Linked DNA regions of Mus musculus: region 2 is linked to region 1. Evidence: chromatin contacts called from ENCODE Hi-C data. All regions are on one chromosome and are shown on one strand. Each heading gives the region's core, a stretch centred on a gene start or an enhancer-like site at or near the end of the contact. The rest is flanking DNA. Distances are from core to core; before and after follow the strand shown. Region 1 overlaps Gm46375 (a long non-coding RNA gene). Region 2 holds the start of Papola (poly (A) polymerase alpha).

Evidence for each region. A loop is a pair of places that touch in the nucleus more often than their neighbours do.
Region 2: a map of T-helper 17 cell shows a loop between it and region 1 (2.9-fold over the local background). The contact joins the promoter of Papola here to the enhancer-like site in region 1. A Hi-C loop is called at or near these places in 2 of 37 maps with a recorded cell type or tissue (T-helper 1 cell and T-helper 17 cell).

Annotation. Positions count from the first base shown.
Region 1 is chr12:105,015,356-105,022,874 of GRCm38, forward strand. It overlaps Gm46375 (a long non-coding RNA gene), which reads right to left. Exons shown (of 2, transcript XR_003950255.1): 1 at 7,053-7,519. Among named protein-coding and RNA genes, the nearest start is that of Gm46375, 7.6 kb to the right of the region's middle. Within about 2 kb of position 4,692, at least 2 of the 3 ENCODE cell types and tissues checked have a DNase peak (open chromatin) inside an H3K27ac peak, as active enhancers do.
Region 2 is chr12:105,783,445-105,790,963 of GRCm38, forward strand. It overlaps Papola (poly (A) polymerase alpha), which reads left to right and starts at 1,253. Exons shown (of 22, transcript NM_011112.4): 1 at 1,253-1,470. The coding sequence starts at 1,463.

The sequences.
Region 1 (7,519 bases), core at 3,442-5,941:
GTCCTATTCCTAGCGCCCACATGGTGGTCCATAGCCACATCTAACTCCAATTCCAGGGGCTCAGATGCCCTCTTTTGCCTTCCCTGGGCATCAGGAGTGCACATGACTCACAGACACACATGCATGAGGGACACCTTTGCACATAATATTAAACATTTTTAAAGTGAGGATATTGATCTTGTTACACAAAAAACACCATTCACTGTTGAGGGAAATATTAAAAAATGAACCCACCAACTCTCCTCACTTCTGCTTCTCTCAACCCACCAGCTCTCTGGCCCCACAGGGCCATGTTCCCACTCTAGTACCTGCACCATAGAGCCACAACACTACGGCTCTGTCCCACATTCTAGTAACCAAATAGATCCGCCATTCTCGTGTTTTGATACCACAATACCCAGTAACCCGGTAAAAACAAGACTCAATGCTTACAGTTAACCAATCAGATTTATATATCAACAAATTCTCAATATACAAGATGCCAATACAATAATTTCAGAACCAATTGATAATGATAAAAGCTGCCCAATATTCTAACCTTTATATCATAACAACCTGTGGCTAGTCATAGCCACACTGATTCACATCAGCCACCATCTTCCTTTTCCCCACCCCACCCCCACCCCAAGACTCTCTTTGTCTCTCTGCAACTCTTAGCTCTGCCTCCCTTTCCCCTGCCCAATCACTGTCCTCCCACTGCCCTAATGTAATTAGATAGGGGAAAATCCTGGGACACACTGTGACTAGACATTGTTTCTGCTAAGTTCCATGGAAATAAAACATGCTAATCTACGGTTGATAAACTTTAATTCTGAAAATGGAAAGCCTTCTGGAAGAGGCTTCCTGTGCATCTCCTGGAGAGTATCCAGGGCTATGCTCTCTGCTCCCACCGGCTTACTTTAAACGTGTTTAACTACGTGTTTTACTGGAAGATAATTGTAAACTTGCATGTAGTTACAAGACCTTGCGCAGTATCTCTCCCTGCCCAGTGCCCTTGCTGCCAGCATCTTGCAGAACAATGATAGAGTATCACAGGGAGGGACACTAACACAGCAGTCATCAAGACAAAACACTCTGTCACAGCAAGCTGCCAGTCTGTCCCATCTGCTTCTTTTAAATGCTGGAACCATCAACCAAACCATTTTCCTTTCTGTAGCCCCACCCCCACCCCCATTTTAAGATAGTTCTCTCTACTGCAGAGTTTGCAACCCCTGCATGCTGGAGGATGAGGCAAGAGGATTTAGAGCTCAAGGCCAGCCTGGGCTACATAATGAAACCATGTATCAGACACATACTGAATGGAACCTTTTAGGGTTGGCTCTTTCTACTCTGGTGTTAGCAAATCGTTAACATATTCCCCCTGCTGAGTCCTGGCCCAGGGTATGGATGAATGCTGGTTTAATCATCACCCTACAGAGGGACATTGGTTGTTTCTGGCTCGGTGCTCTCTTGTGAAGCCGCCCTAAGCGCTCTGCGCATGCGCCTTCGCATCCTCGGTTGTTTGGTATAGTCCCCATAGACAACTCCACCCCGCTCTGTTCTTCCTAATTGTTTATCCCTCCAGTGTACTAACTAGGGGATGTTTGTGTGCCAGTAAATGCTCTGGGCTGAGCTCTGAATTGTGGAAGTCCAATAAAAACAAATTACATTCCTGCAGAGCGTGTGAGGATAACAACACAGGGGCATGTGGGATACTGAAATAACCAGGCTGTGCTGCACCGTGGACTTCCTGGAGGAATGTAGAGACAGAAGAAGCAGAAGGCCTGGGTGTTTGAGGGAAGGCCCTCTGGAGATTGTGAGTTGTGGGTTAAGCTTGGATGATGGGGAATACTAAAGATACTTTGTGCTTACTAAGGGCTTACCAGGAGGCGGGCAGTACTCTGATCCTTTGCCTGTGCCACTGCTCTTCTTGGGAGCCTTGATTGTCAACTCACAATCAGGGGAAAAGAGAAAATAACCCCTTGCCCACCATCACCCAACTATCATGTGCCTGACCAGATATACAATGGCCCTCCCCTCGTTCTCTCACCTTACTGTGTGTGTGTGTGTGTATGTACTTGTGTGCGTGTGTGTATGTAAGTGTGTAAGCATGTATGTGTGTGTATGTATGTGTGTATGCATGTGTGTATAGGTATGTATGTGTTTATGTGTGCAGGTGTATGTAGGTATGTGTGTGTATGTATGTGTGTAAATGTGTGTATATGTATGTGTGTATGTATGTGCGTGTGTATGCATGCATGTATGTGTGTATACATGTGTATGCATGCATATGTGTGTATGCATTGTATGTATATATATGTGTATGTATGTATGTGTCTATGTTTGTATATGCATGTAAGCCAGAGGTCAATGTTGGGATACCTTCCTCAATCATTTCTTCACCTTATTTACTGCAACAGGGAAGATTTCTCTACCCTAAACCTATTTCTGCCAGAGTAACTGGCTAGCAAGCCCTGAGATCTGGCTGTCTCAGCTTCCTGGCATGGGGTTTTGGGTGCACAGGGTGGCTGGCATTTTTCACATAGTTGCTGAGGATCTGAACTTGGGCTCTTACACTGTGCAGCAAGCACTTCACCTACAAGCCATCTCCTCAGTCCCCACAGTCCAGATTCTTGTTTGATTGTTGTTTTGTCTTGTTTCCTTTTTCTAGACAATGTTTCTCTGTGTAGCTCTAGTCCTGGAACTCACTCTGTAGACCAGACTGGCCTGGAACTCAGAGATCTGCCTGTCTCTGCCTCCCATTTAATCACTCTAATTTTTTTTTTTTAAGAAAATAACTTCTTTTTTTTCCCCCCTATTTTATGTGTGTGAGTGTTTCGCTTACACACATGTCTACACCATTTGTGAGCCTGGTGCCCACAGAGGCTGGAAGAGGATGTTAGATCCTTTGAAACTGTAACCGGGACCTAAACCCTCATCTTCTGCAAGAGCATCATGTGTTTTAGAGCCTCTCTCCAGCTCTATTTTTTTTTTCTTCTGGTTTTTCGAGACAGGGTTTCTCTGTGTAACCCTGGCTGTCCTGGAACTCACTCTGTAGACCAGGCTGGCCTCGAACTCAGAAATCCACCTGCCTCTGCCTCCCAAGTGCTGGGATTAAAGGCGTGCGCCACCACTGCCCGGCTTCAGCTCTATTTTTTTAATTGTCTTTGTCCATCCATGGTGTGTGTATAGGGCAGGGGCTGTGCAGGAGCGATCAGAGGAACTTTCTGGAGTCAGCTGTAACCTCCCTCTGCCTTTATGTGGTTCTGAACTCCGGACATTAGGCTCTGTGTAGTGAGCATCTTTATGAGCTGAACCGTCCTACCAACCTCTTAGTCACTCAAATTCTGTGTGGTATCCATAGCAAAGGACCATTTTCTGTGTCATGAGTAAATTCCGATCTGTTTCTTAGGTGCTATTTCCACACGGTGCTCTTTTTTGCTCTTTTGTTAAAAATTATTCTGGGTGAAGCTATTGATAAGATAAAATAAGCTGGGGAGAAATGGCACGGGCTCTGGTAACACAGAGAAGTCACTTGATGGACCTGGAGCCCGAGAGCACGCGCGCCAGGCTCACTCCTTCAACTGTGCGTGCATGAGCTGAAGTCGTCCGGTCCTGTTTATTATCTGCCTGTGCAAAATGGAGGAGCTAGAGAAAGAACCCAAGGAGCTAAAGGGGTCTGCAACCCTATAGGTGGAACAACAATATGAACTAACCAGTACCCCTCGGAGCTCGTGTCTCTAGCTGCATGTGTATAAGAAGATGGCCTAGTTGGCTATCAGTGGAAAGAGAGGCCTATTGGTCGTGCAAACTTTATATGCCTAAGTATAGGGGAACACCAGGGCCAAGAAGTGGGGTGGGGGGTAGGGATGGGGGGAAGGGTATGGGGGACTTTTGGGGTAGCATTGGAAATGTAAATGAAGAAAATACCTAATTAAAATTTAAAAAAAAGAAAAGAAAAGAAAAGAAAAGAAAACAGAGCTTCGGGCTGATGGCACCGAGCTTGCCAGGCCAACGAGCCCACTACACATAATGAATGTGGTTTTGTTTTCTCGGAACTGCTGTGTACCAGGAAAGTCTCGTCTCTGCTCAGCTCTCTCCTTGGTGACCAAACATGAACTGTGTGTTCACTACGCTGAAGGTCGTCCACCCTCCCCGCTTCATCATTCATATTTAAACAGCCGCGTATTGCAGACCTGGCCTGCTTGTTCCCTTTCCTTTTGAAATCCACATGCAGACTTCATAAGATCAATGTTTCCAGCCCAGGGGGGATTGGCAGAGCACAAAAGCCTCCAGGATCAAAGCCTCCTGACTGGGCTCTTCTCTGGGCCTCACACATCTCTAGCTGGCTGGGCAGGGCCAGATGCCTTATCTCCACAGGCTCCGACACCCAGCAAAGGGACCACCAGTTCTTGCTGTCTTCCTGGGAGGAGCGTGCAGAACGTGTGCCATGAATTTGAAGATCTGCCCGAATGTTTCCTCCTGTGATGAACTGAATCCCCACTCCTTGAAACAGAAAGCAACTCTGGAAGAGAATGCGTCTTCTGAGGAAGGTCTCTACTAGGTGGGAAAAGGAGCGGTTTGGGTGTTTGCTCTCCGGGGACAACAGTTTTCAAAGCCACTAGAGCGTTTCTCTTTATTTTCTGAACCTGTGATAATATTAGAAGCTGTGATAGGCAGGGTGCCCAGAAAGCTGAGGGAGGTCCAGGAGCCCCGCCCTGGCTGACTCCCAGAGGCGTGGCCTTGGCATCCTAGTTAGGCTGGAAGAACCCAGGAAGGCTTTGTGGTACTTTGTGCAACCACAGACAGACAGGCAGGCGCTCTTGAGCTGGGTGGCAGGGCTTAAAAATGTCAGATAGGTCCACGTGAAGGCTGAGAGTGACCTGTAGGGTGTTGTCCTCACAGCACAACAGCCTTTACCACCTTCGTCAGAGCAGCTGTGACTGCCTGCAGCAGTCTTTTTTTAAAAAATATTTATTTATTTTATGTATATGAGTACATTGTAGTTGTACAGATGGTTGTGAGCCATCATGTGGTTGCTGGGAATTAAACTCAGGACCTCTGCTCCCTCCGGCCCAAAGATTTATTTATTATTATAATATGTAAGTACACTGTAGCAGTCTTCAGACACACCAGAAGAGGGTATTAACTCTCATTACGGGTGGTTATGAACCACCATGTGGTTGCTGGGATTTGAACTCAGAACCTTCAGAAGAGCAGTCAGTGTTCTTACTCGCTGAGCCATCTCGCCAGCCCTCCATTTTGGTTTTTGAGGCAGGGTCTCTCACTGAATGTGGAGGGCATCGATTGGCTAGTCCCCTGGCCAGCAAGCTCTGGGGAGCCTCTGTCCCCGACTTCCTAGCACTCATGCTACTATGCTAAGCATGTTATGTGTATGCTGAGTACTGAGCTCAGGTCCTCCTGTTGGTGTGGCTCGCAGTGTATCCCCTGAGCCACCTCTCCAACCTCATCTCCATCATAATTCTTGGTTGGACGGGAGCCTTCCTGAATAGTGAAGACCATGTTTCACTGTAAAAGCCTAGCTTCAGGATGCCTTAGGGTCCTGCTGCTGATCACTGGCCCCTGACCAGACAGAAAGTGTGCTTTCCAAGTGGTTGCTGCCAGCCCTTAAAACTGCAACTTCCCCTGACTTTAAAGACCTTTGTAGTGGCTATTCCTGGCTGTCAACTTGACTATAACTGGAATGAGCTACAATCCAGAATTGGAAGGCTCACCAGTGACCCTAATCTGGAGGCTGGGAGATACAAGTTTCTGACCTGGATCTTGGCATGGAGACCTTGAGGCATAGTGGCTATGAATCCTAGAAGATTAAGACAGAGAGATTTCCAAGTTCAAGGTCATCTGGGATTAAAGGTATGGTGCCACACACCTTTAATCTGGGCCACACCTTCAGCTGGAGACCTACATAAGGGCATTGTAAGAAGGAAGATTTACTCTCTCTCTTCTTCTCCTGCTTGCCTTGTGGGACTGAGCAACTGCTAGATCCTGTCACAGCTGCTGCTGACCACTGTTGGGAGTTGGACTACAGACTGTAAGTCATCAACAAATTCCCTTACTATATAGAGACGACCCGTCAGTTCTGTGACTCTAGAGAACCCTGACTAATACAACCTTTGATTCTAAATCTCCTCTACGGTGGAGTGGGTACACACACACACACACACACACACACACACACACACACACACACAGCAAGTGCCACACACTTCCTGGTGAACAGTCAAAATCAGTAGGCAGAAAACAAGTCAATGGAAAGGCTAACAGAAGGTACGCCCACCCCAGTGGCCACAGACACTGAAGGTCTTACAAGCACCAGGGCGAAAGGGACAGCTACCAGCCTCTGCAGGAAGGCCACTTCTTCAATCTTGTGCAGATTCTTGCTTGCTATTGACATGCGTGGGGAAAATGGTGGGGCCCTCTGCTTACTTCACAGGCTCTCTAGATGCTTTAGAACAAACACAGGCTCACACACAGGGGCCACTCACAGCTGGGAGACAAGGTGGCAAATTCCTCCCAACTCTTTCCCGAACTGAAAGGGCAAGCGGCCACCAGTGGTCAGGAATCAGTCTCCGGTCACACTTCCCTCACGGCCCAAAGCAGGAAGCCTGGGCCCTCACCTGGCCTTGCTGTGGCTTGGACATTTCCCATCTCTGTCTTCTTTCCTTCCTCCTTTTCAATCTTCATGGCTGTCCTTCCACAAGCACACAGACCCAGGGTTTTACCCTTGTCTGGCTTTTCTCTCGAGGCCCACGCCTACCTCTGTTATTATTCAAAGTAATTTTATGGTACAGGCAGTCGTGGAAACACTCTCCTCTTTCAGCTGTAGCCTGATGATTTAGGTGTCCCTCAGGTGCCTTGAGAATCTCGATGTACAGAAGTCTTGTGACAGCCCATCTTCCTTCCATTTCCCCCGAGTTAGCAAGCAGCCAGCAGGGCTCACCATAACCTCCAACCAGACAATCACAGATGGCGCCTTTCCTTTCTGCAGGGTTTCTGATCTCCTCCCATGGCCCCTCCCCCACCCCAGACTGGAATAGTGCTGCCTCACTTACAGTCAGTCGGGCTCGCTGGCTGCTCTGTGGGTTCAGCTGCCTCCAGTCCATGCTCAGAGTTCCAACCAAGTGCTCTCCTGACTGGGGAGCGAGGCTTTCTAGGATCTTCTCTCCTAAGGAAAGATTCCCTATCAGACTCCGAGCCAGGTCTGCCTCAGCCTCCCAAGTGCTGGGATTAAAGGCGTGCGCCACCACCGCCTGCCAGGTTTTTCTTCCCTCTTCCATGGAGACTCTCTTGAGTGGCAGCCTCAGTGTCATCCCCTGAGCTTTCTCTGGCCCCTTGAAGTGTTTCTGTCAGGTCCCCTCACCCTAGTTCCTGCCAGTTCTTAGTGACATTCTTGCATGTGTCATTGCACGACTGTGAGGTGTTCAGGACTGGACAGGGTAGTTTTCCTCCTAATGTCCTATCTAGCATGGCGGCAGGAGCTGTGAGTCTGGGACTTGAAGTGAGGGCCTTTTGCATGCAA
Region 2 (7,519 bases), core at 3-2,502, 760 kb after region 1:
GATGGGGAGGGAGCTTTAGGAGTGAAAGGAAGCCCTAAGTGCAGGGGACCTCCAAAAGCTTCTTTCTTTTTTTTTTTTTTTTTTTTTTTGGTTTTTCGAGACAGGGTTTCTCTGTGTAGCCCTGGCTGTCCTGGCACTCACTTTGTAGACCAGGCTGGCCTCGAACTCAGAAATCCGCCTGCCTCTGCCTCCCGAGTGCTGGGATTAAAGGCGTGCGCCACCACGCCCGGCCAAAAGCTTCTTTCAAGAAGCTATGAGAAGGAAAAGGAATAGTTGGGCCTTTCTAATGATTACTCAGAACAGAATGGTGAGTGTACCCAGCCAAACCCCGTAAGAAGTGTGCCAGGGGCTGGAAATTTTAGGAAGGAAAAATACATTATCTTAAGATGAACCCAGCATACTAGGAATGGCTCCTTTTTCTGAGTATGGTCCAGTAACCCGAACTTCACCTGCCCAACTGCATTAACTCTTCAGCACAGAGACAAGGTCATAGTCACACCCAGAAGTATATTCCAATCTATCACATAAAATTGGTAGTGGTGTTTCACACCTGTAATGTCAACACTCAGGAGGTGGAGGCAGGAGGATCAGAAACTAAGGGCTAGTAGCTTCATGGGAGCCTGTCTTATAAAACAAACAAGAACAACAACAACAACAACAACAAAAAACCCGCCAAAACCCCAAAGGTTACTGTCAATTTTATTAAATTATTGCCTTGGTCCGGAATCCCCTGCCCTGCACATTTGGCATGAGAAGCACAGGTCTGGGCAACACAGATGCAGAGGGTCATCGTCAGGGGAGGGGATCCACGGCCACACTTCTGGGACAGGCTCTGTACTGGGCTCTAACACATTTAAGTCCTCACTCACATCGATGTTTAAAAAGCAGTTCTCCCACGCAGCGGAGGTGCAACTGGCACCGAACAGCTCTCGGTTCCAGGCATCCCCCGCGCTTGGGCTGCCCCGCACGTGGCGCCCGCTTGGGCCGCGCCCCCTTCTCATCGCTGCCACGGCTGCGTCACTCTCATTCGCCAGGACGGCGTCGCCAAGCGAATGAACTACAGCCTCTCGCTCGGAGCCTCCCGCACCCATCCCACGCTCTACCACGAAAGCGTGAGATCACCGGGGGGGGGGGGGGGGGGGGGGAGGGGGAGAAGCGCCGCTTCACGCCGAGAACTACATTTCCCGTCAGGTCTTGCGGCGTCGCGCAGCGCGCGCGCAGGCGCGCGCTCGGTGTGCGTGGCGGCGTCAGCGGTTCTAGAACGTTGCTGTGGTAGCGCTCGGGCGCCATGTTAGGACGAAGGGGAAGGAGGAGAAGCGCTTAAAGCGGCGGGGCACGGGTGCAGGACTGGGTTGGCCCCGGGGCTGAGGTAGGCTGCCGTCCTTCCCGCCTCGGTGGATCATGCCCAGGACGGCAGCGGTCGCGGGGGGGAAGTGACTGGGCGGTGCCGGCGCCGGAGACGATGCCGTTGTAAGTGATTGGCGTGCTGAGTGAGGCGCACGCCGGCCGGGCCCCGGGGGTGGCGGAGGGGGAGGGGAGGCGCACGGGCGCCCCGGGCCGCGGCTTCCGGCCCCTCGGGCGCGGGGCCCCCGCAGGATCCCCAAGCGGAACGGCGCCCGGCGCGGACTGGCGGGCCGCGGCTCCCGGGTTCCTTCCTGTCCCGGTTTCACCATGGCGCCGTCCAGCCCCCTAGTTCCCCACTTCCGCTTCCCTCGGAGCGGGTGAGGAACCGGGGCCGGGAGGGAGCAGGCCGCGCTGGCGGCCCGGGGGCAGCTTCCGGAACGGCGGGCTGCGGGGCGGCGCCGTCCCTGCTTTGTTGTGACTAGGCAACCTGGCTTCGGCGCGCTACCTGATCGCTCCCGCCCTTGGGTCACTTGTGTTGTGATTGCGAGTGTACGCTTTGAGCTAATTCACTTAGGCCTTCTAATGTCGCTAGGTCTACTTTACACACTTGACCGTGATTTTTCTTTACTTAATTTCCCCCCTCCCCCCTTTTCTCCTAAGAAAGATATTTGGAAACCGGTTGTTGGGATTCGAAAGTAGATGAGGGTTTTATGTTCCAACTAACCTATCTTGGCGAAAAGGCTTTAGGTCGTGCGACTGCTTTTCTTCCAAACAAGAGAGGCAGTTTTGGACGTAGCCTCAATGTGACAGATCTAGGGTTGTACTTACTAATTTAAAAATGGATTTCATGCGCTTTTCTTTCTCACACACTAGCTTGCTAGCTTTACTCGACCCTGATGTTTAGTCCAGAGACCTGTCAGCTGTATTTCTGTAGTGATAACATTTGTTGGGCTTAATTAACCACAAAGTTCCCTTTGACTCCTTATTCATGGAACAAGGGTAAAGGAGCACGAGAATAGAATCTATAAAGATGTTTGGTGTTTTTCAGTGGGGTTCAAGTAGATGTGAGTGAGTGAGGTGTTGTCACATGATGACCTTGTATTAGCTCATCCAGACTTTTTTCTGATACATCAGTGCTTAAAAAAAGATATGGTTGCACACTCTAAAGGGAAGGCTTCGGATTAGAAATGTTATCTTGTGTCTGGGAGTGAAGGTAGGAGGGAGAGTACAGGTTTCCTGCAGTTTTTATTTCAGTGCACTTCTGAAAGTGGAACGGTACAAGGAGGCTGCATGAGCACCGCACATGTCCAGGTCTATGCTTGAAGTTCTTCAGTCTATTTCCTTTAGGTTTAAAAAAATGGAGCCAAGACAGATGGACATGCACATGACCCCTTTTTTTTGTGTGTTTCATGGGATTTGAACTCTATAGCCAGTTTCTTACAAGCTGTTCTATCTCCATCCAGAGTGTACTGGGACTTTTAATCCAGGGAAACCCAAGACTGCCTGGCTGAGGAGGACAGGCCTGCCTTCCTCCTCATTACTTTGTTTCTTGAGGGCTCTGTCCCTGAGCTCACCTCTCCATGGGACGCCTTGTTCTTCTGTGTGCCAGCATCACTTGCCATGATTTTTACTTTTGATCTTTTGAATTGAGATTTCCTGGATAGTTTGTGTTTGGTATCCAGTGTGGGTTTTGGTGTGCCTGTTAAATTTAGACAATGTAAGTTGGGATTGAAGCATAGACAGTTCAGGTGAATGGTCAGAATGGACTGAGTCGTTACAAAACATTCTCAAAGGTATATGGTTTGTGTATAATTACATACATAATTTGGAAAATGCTGGTACCTTTTGATTGCCATAGTGGTGAAACTTAGAAAAGTTATGGAGGAAGCTAAAGCTTTTTAAAATACTTGAAATTTCTGCATTCTCCATTAACAGAGTTTCTCACCTCAGTGCTGTAACCCTGGTAATTTCTGGAGGGCCCTTCCCACGTCTTGTTGGGTGTGTAACAGTACCTCTGACCTGCTTAGTGGTTGCCAACGGCTTTACCCCAGGAACTTCTCACAGTGGCAAACGCACAGATGTCCCCAGACTTTTCCAGATGTACTCTGAGGGACTTTGTTCGTGGTTTAAGAACCACTGCATTAACACAAAGTATATATCATTATAGACATTTTATTCTCTGTGCCATATGCTAGTGTCCACATCTTTCTTTGTACCAGTACCAGTGACTTAGCAAGTGTCAGAATGTTGTTGAAGTTGTTGGTAGAACTATTTAGTGAGACTTAAGACAGTAGTTCTTCTAAGTGTATAAAGGACTTTTACTGGTAAGAAAATGGGGCAGGGAACTTGCCTAGAGTCAAAGGTGGGAGTGGGTGGGTAGGAGAGTGAGGGGGGTATGGGGGACTTTTGGGATAGCATTGGAAATGTAAATGAAGAAAATACCTAATTAAAAAAGAAAAGGAAATAAGGACAAAAAGTTTAACACAATTCCATTCAAATAAAATTATAACTAACATTACAAAAAACAAACAAACAAAAAACCCAAAAGGTAGAGCTGGGTCCTGCTCGGGAATATGATGTGGCTGTGCCTTAGCATGGTCTGCTGGTGCATTACTGGGATCCTTTTTACCCGGTTGAGAGCTTTTGTTGGTTCTGTAATCTCAGCTCTAGAAGTGGGGGAGAGGGTTTTGAGTACAACTTAAGCTACATGATAAAAGTAAAATCCCATCTCAAAGACAGGAGACGGCAGTTTATTAGCAAACATTGTAGGTTTTTTAAAATATAAATATATAAAATAATGGGTTTTGTTGTGATGTTTTCATGCTTGTATATGAGTACTACTCTCATTGGCACCCTTCTCCATCTCTTGTCCGTTCCTCTATTCTTCTGCCAAGGAGTGACTGTTTACCTCTTTCCCCTCCTTCCTTCTCTCCCTCTTTCTTTGTTTCTGAGACAGAGTTTCTCTGTGTAGGCTTGGCTGACCTTGAACTCAAGAGATCTGCCTGCCTCTGCCTCCTGAGTGTTCAGATTAAAGGCGTGCCCCACCACAGCCTTTTGAATTGAGATTTCCTTTTTTTTGGAGACAGGGTCAGGGTCTTGCTACCATTCAGGCTGGCTTCTCACTTGTGCTCCAGACTTTTAAGGGTGGAATGATGGCATCTCTCAGCTGGGTGGAAAAATGTTTGAAGCTTAATTCCAGCTTTAGCTAGGAGGTATGTGGCTAGTGGAGGTCTGAGCAGGAATTGCCTGACAGGAATGAGGTCCTGAGTTCCATCCCTAGTAGTTCAAAGAAAGAAAAATGCTAGTTTTATAAAAGTCTGACCCTTAAGATTGTCTTTTTAATATGGTGTGGCATTAGAATGGAGAATATTAGTTTTGAGAAGAGTACTGTGTGTGAGTAACTTAAAGTAATAACTGTGTTCATGGGACTTGTGATGTTTCTGTTGAGTATTTAACATTGGGACACTTAAACTCGAGAATAAGTGAGGCTGTTGTCAGCTCACAGAAAACAACTTGGCAGTATTTGTTGTGGCCAGGAAATAATCGGAGCTTTATGCATGAAGCATGCTTTGGTGATACCAGAATGCTGTAGGACCTGTTCATTTTTAGAAGATATGTGTAATTCAGTGAGCCCTTACTTTGTAAATTAGGAAAAGGATATGATGCCAGGTTATATTCGTGTGCATCAACCAAAACAATTTATTGAAGTAGATTTGAGTGCAGAAGCTGATAGGGGAATCAAGCCATATTTAGCTTAGCTGGAATTGAGATTTACAGAAATGTACTTTATTCTTACTACTTAAAGGATTTTTTTTGAAACTCCTGTTTCATAGGAATATTATGCTGAGGGCTTCTTGTTCTGTAAACAAGTGTTTCAGTTCTCAACTATAATTTTGCAGTATAATAAATTTTGGTGGACAGAACTCATAAAAAGGTTGAGCTGCTCTGTGCAGCCCTAGAGCAGGCTGAGGACTGAGCTGGTGGGTTTGTTTGTTTGCTTGTTTGTTTGTTTTCAGGGTTTTTTTGTGGCAGGGTTTCTCAGTCTAGCCCTGGCTGTCTTGGAACTCACTTTGTAGACCAGGCTGGTCTCGGGAACTCAGAAATCTGCCTGCCTCTGCCTCCTGAGTGCTGGAGTTAAAGGTGGGGGGCCACCATGCGCTTAACATTGATCAGGATGGACACAATATGCAGAATAGTTTTTTTTTGTTACACAGTGATTGTATTTTCTTTAAGGCTGCAACTTTAGTTACTTTATTTCAGGCATCTAAGAGAAACATAACTTAAAAACAAGGCACTATTGAGAGCAAAAATGGACTAATAGAAGAATGGGGTAAAGAAAAGGTATTAGATAATCTTTAGAAAAATAATTTCTGAAGTGGAGGACACATGTATGTGTGGGTAAGGTGCACACATGTACGCTCATTCTTGTGGAGCCAGAGATTGTCCTTGAGTGTCTTCCTTTCTCGCTCTCCATTTTGCTTTTTAAGACAGCAAATCTGAGTCTGGAGTTGCCGCAGTAAGCTTCCCCAGCTGGCCACTGTGCTCTGGGGTCCCACTTCTGCCTCCTTTCCCAGAAGGGTTGGGATTACAGATTACAGACACTTGGAGCTGGAGTTGGCTTTTTAGAGGGGTGCTAGGGATTTGAACTCAGATCTTCATGATCGTGTGTCAAACACTTGACTGAGACATCTTCCCAGCTCCAAGTTAATGTGGGTGAATTGCTTGCTGATTATGGTTTCTGGAGTGCCGTTTTCTTTTAAGCATGTTTATGAGCATGTTTGATTCCTTCTCCCGGAACACCTTCATCTTTTTTACTTAAAGCAAAAATATCTTTCTGGCTTAATAACATCACTTAAAGTTTCTTAGTTCAGCAGAACATTTCATACTGGGTCAATCAACTTTATGCTATCCGAACACTTAAATTCTTCCTTCATTTGCCTCTAGGCAAGTTTTAAAAATCTACTTTTCATGAAAACAAGACCATTTGTTAGGTTAGTTCTCATTTCTTTGTGCCTTTAAATTTGGTATATTCACTGTGCACAACAGCTTTTAACTAATTGTACAGTATCAGATTATAATGTACAAAGCAGTGACATAGACCGTATTAGTTTCTGTCCTTGTTAGTTTTTTGTTTATTTGATACAAGCTGAAGTTACCAGGAAAATAACCTCAGTTGAGAAGATGAATCATATTGCCTATAGGCAAGTCTGTAGGGAAGTCTATAGGCTATTTTCTTGAATAATGATTGATATGGGAGGGCCCAACCCACTGGGGCGGTGCCATATCTGGGCAGGTAGTCCTGGGTTGTATAAGAAGTCAGACTGAGCCGGGCGGCAGTGGTGGTGGTGCACGCCTTTAATCCTAGCACTTGGAAGGCAGATGCAGGCAGATTTCTGAGTGCTTGGCCTACAGAGTGAGTTCCACGACAGCTAGGACTGCACAGAGAAACCCTGTCTCAGGGGAAAAAAAAAATTAAAAAAAAAAAAAAAAAGAGAAATCAGACTGAGCAAGCTGTGGAGAGCAAGCCAGTAGGCTGGTGTTCTCTCCATGACCTCTGCTTTAATTCCTGACTTCAGGCTTCTGCTTGAGTTCCTGCCCTGACTTGTTCATCATGGACCCTAAAGTGTAAGCGGGAAAAAAACCCTTTCTTCCTCCAAGCTACTTTTGGTCACGGTGGTTTATAACATTGAATACCAAGGCAGTTTCCTTTAACATTGGTTAAGTTGATGCCCTTGGTAGTTTTTTTTAAACATTGTTTACTTGTGTGTCTATGGGTGGAGGGGTTGACTCTTGTATTTATGTGAGTAGTGAGTGTATGCCACAGTGGGCATGTGATGATCAGAGAAGAACCAGTGAATTCTTTGACCTGTGTGTCCTGTTGATTAAATTTAGGTGATCAGGCCTTGGCGACAGGTTTCTTTACTTATTGAACTATTTTGCCAGTCTGATGCTTGATAATTTTGAAGGTACTGATTTGTAGGTTGATACATAGTGAGCTCTGGATTCCATATTGGAATTCTCATCCTAGTATTCCATATTGTGTTGGGAACCATGTTTGATTTCCTAGGGTTTTTTTTTTTTTAAGATGATTTTATTTATATGAATATACTGCAGCTGTCTAAAGGACACACCAGAAGAAGGCATTGGATCCCATTACAGATGGTTGTGAGCCACC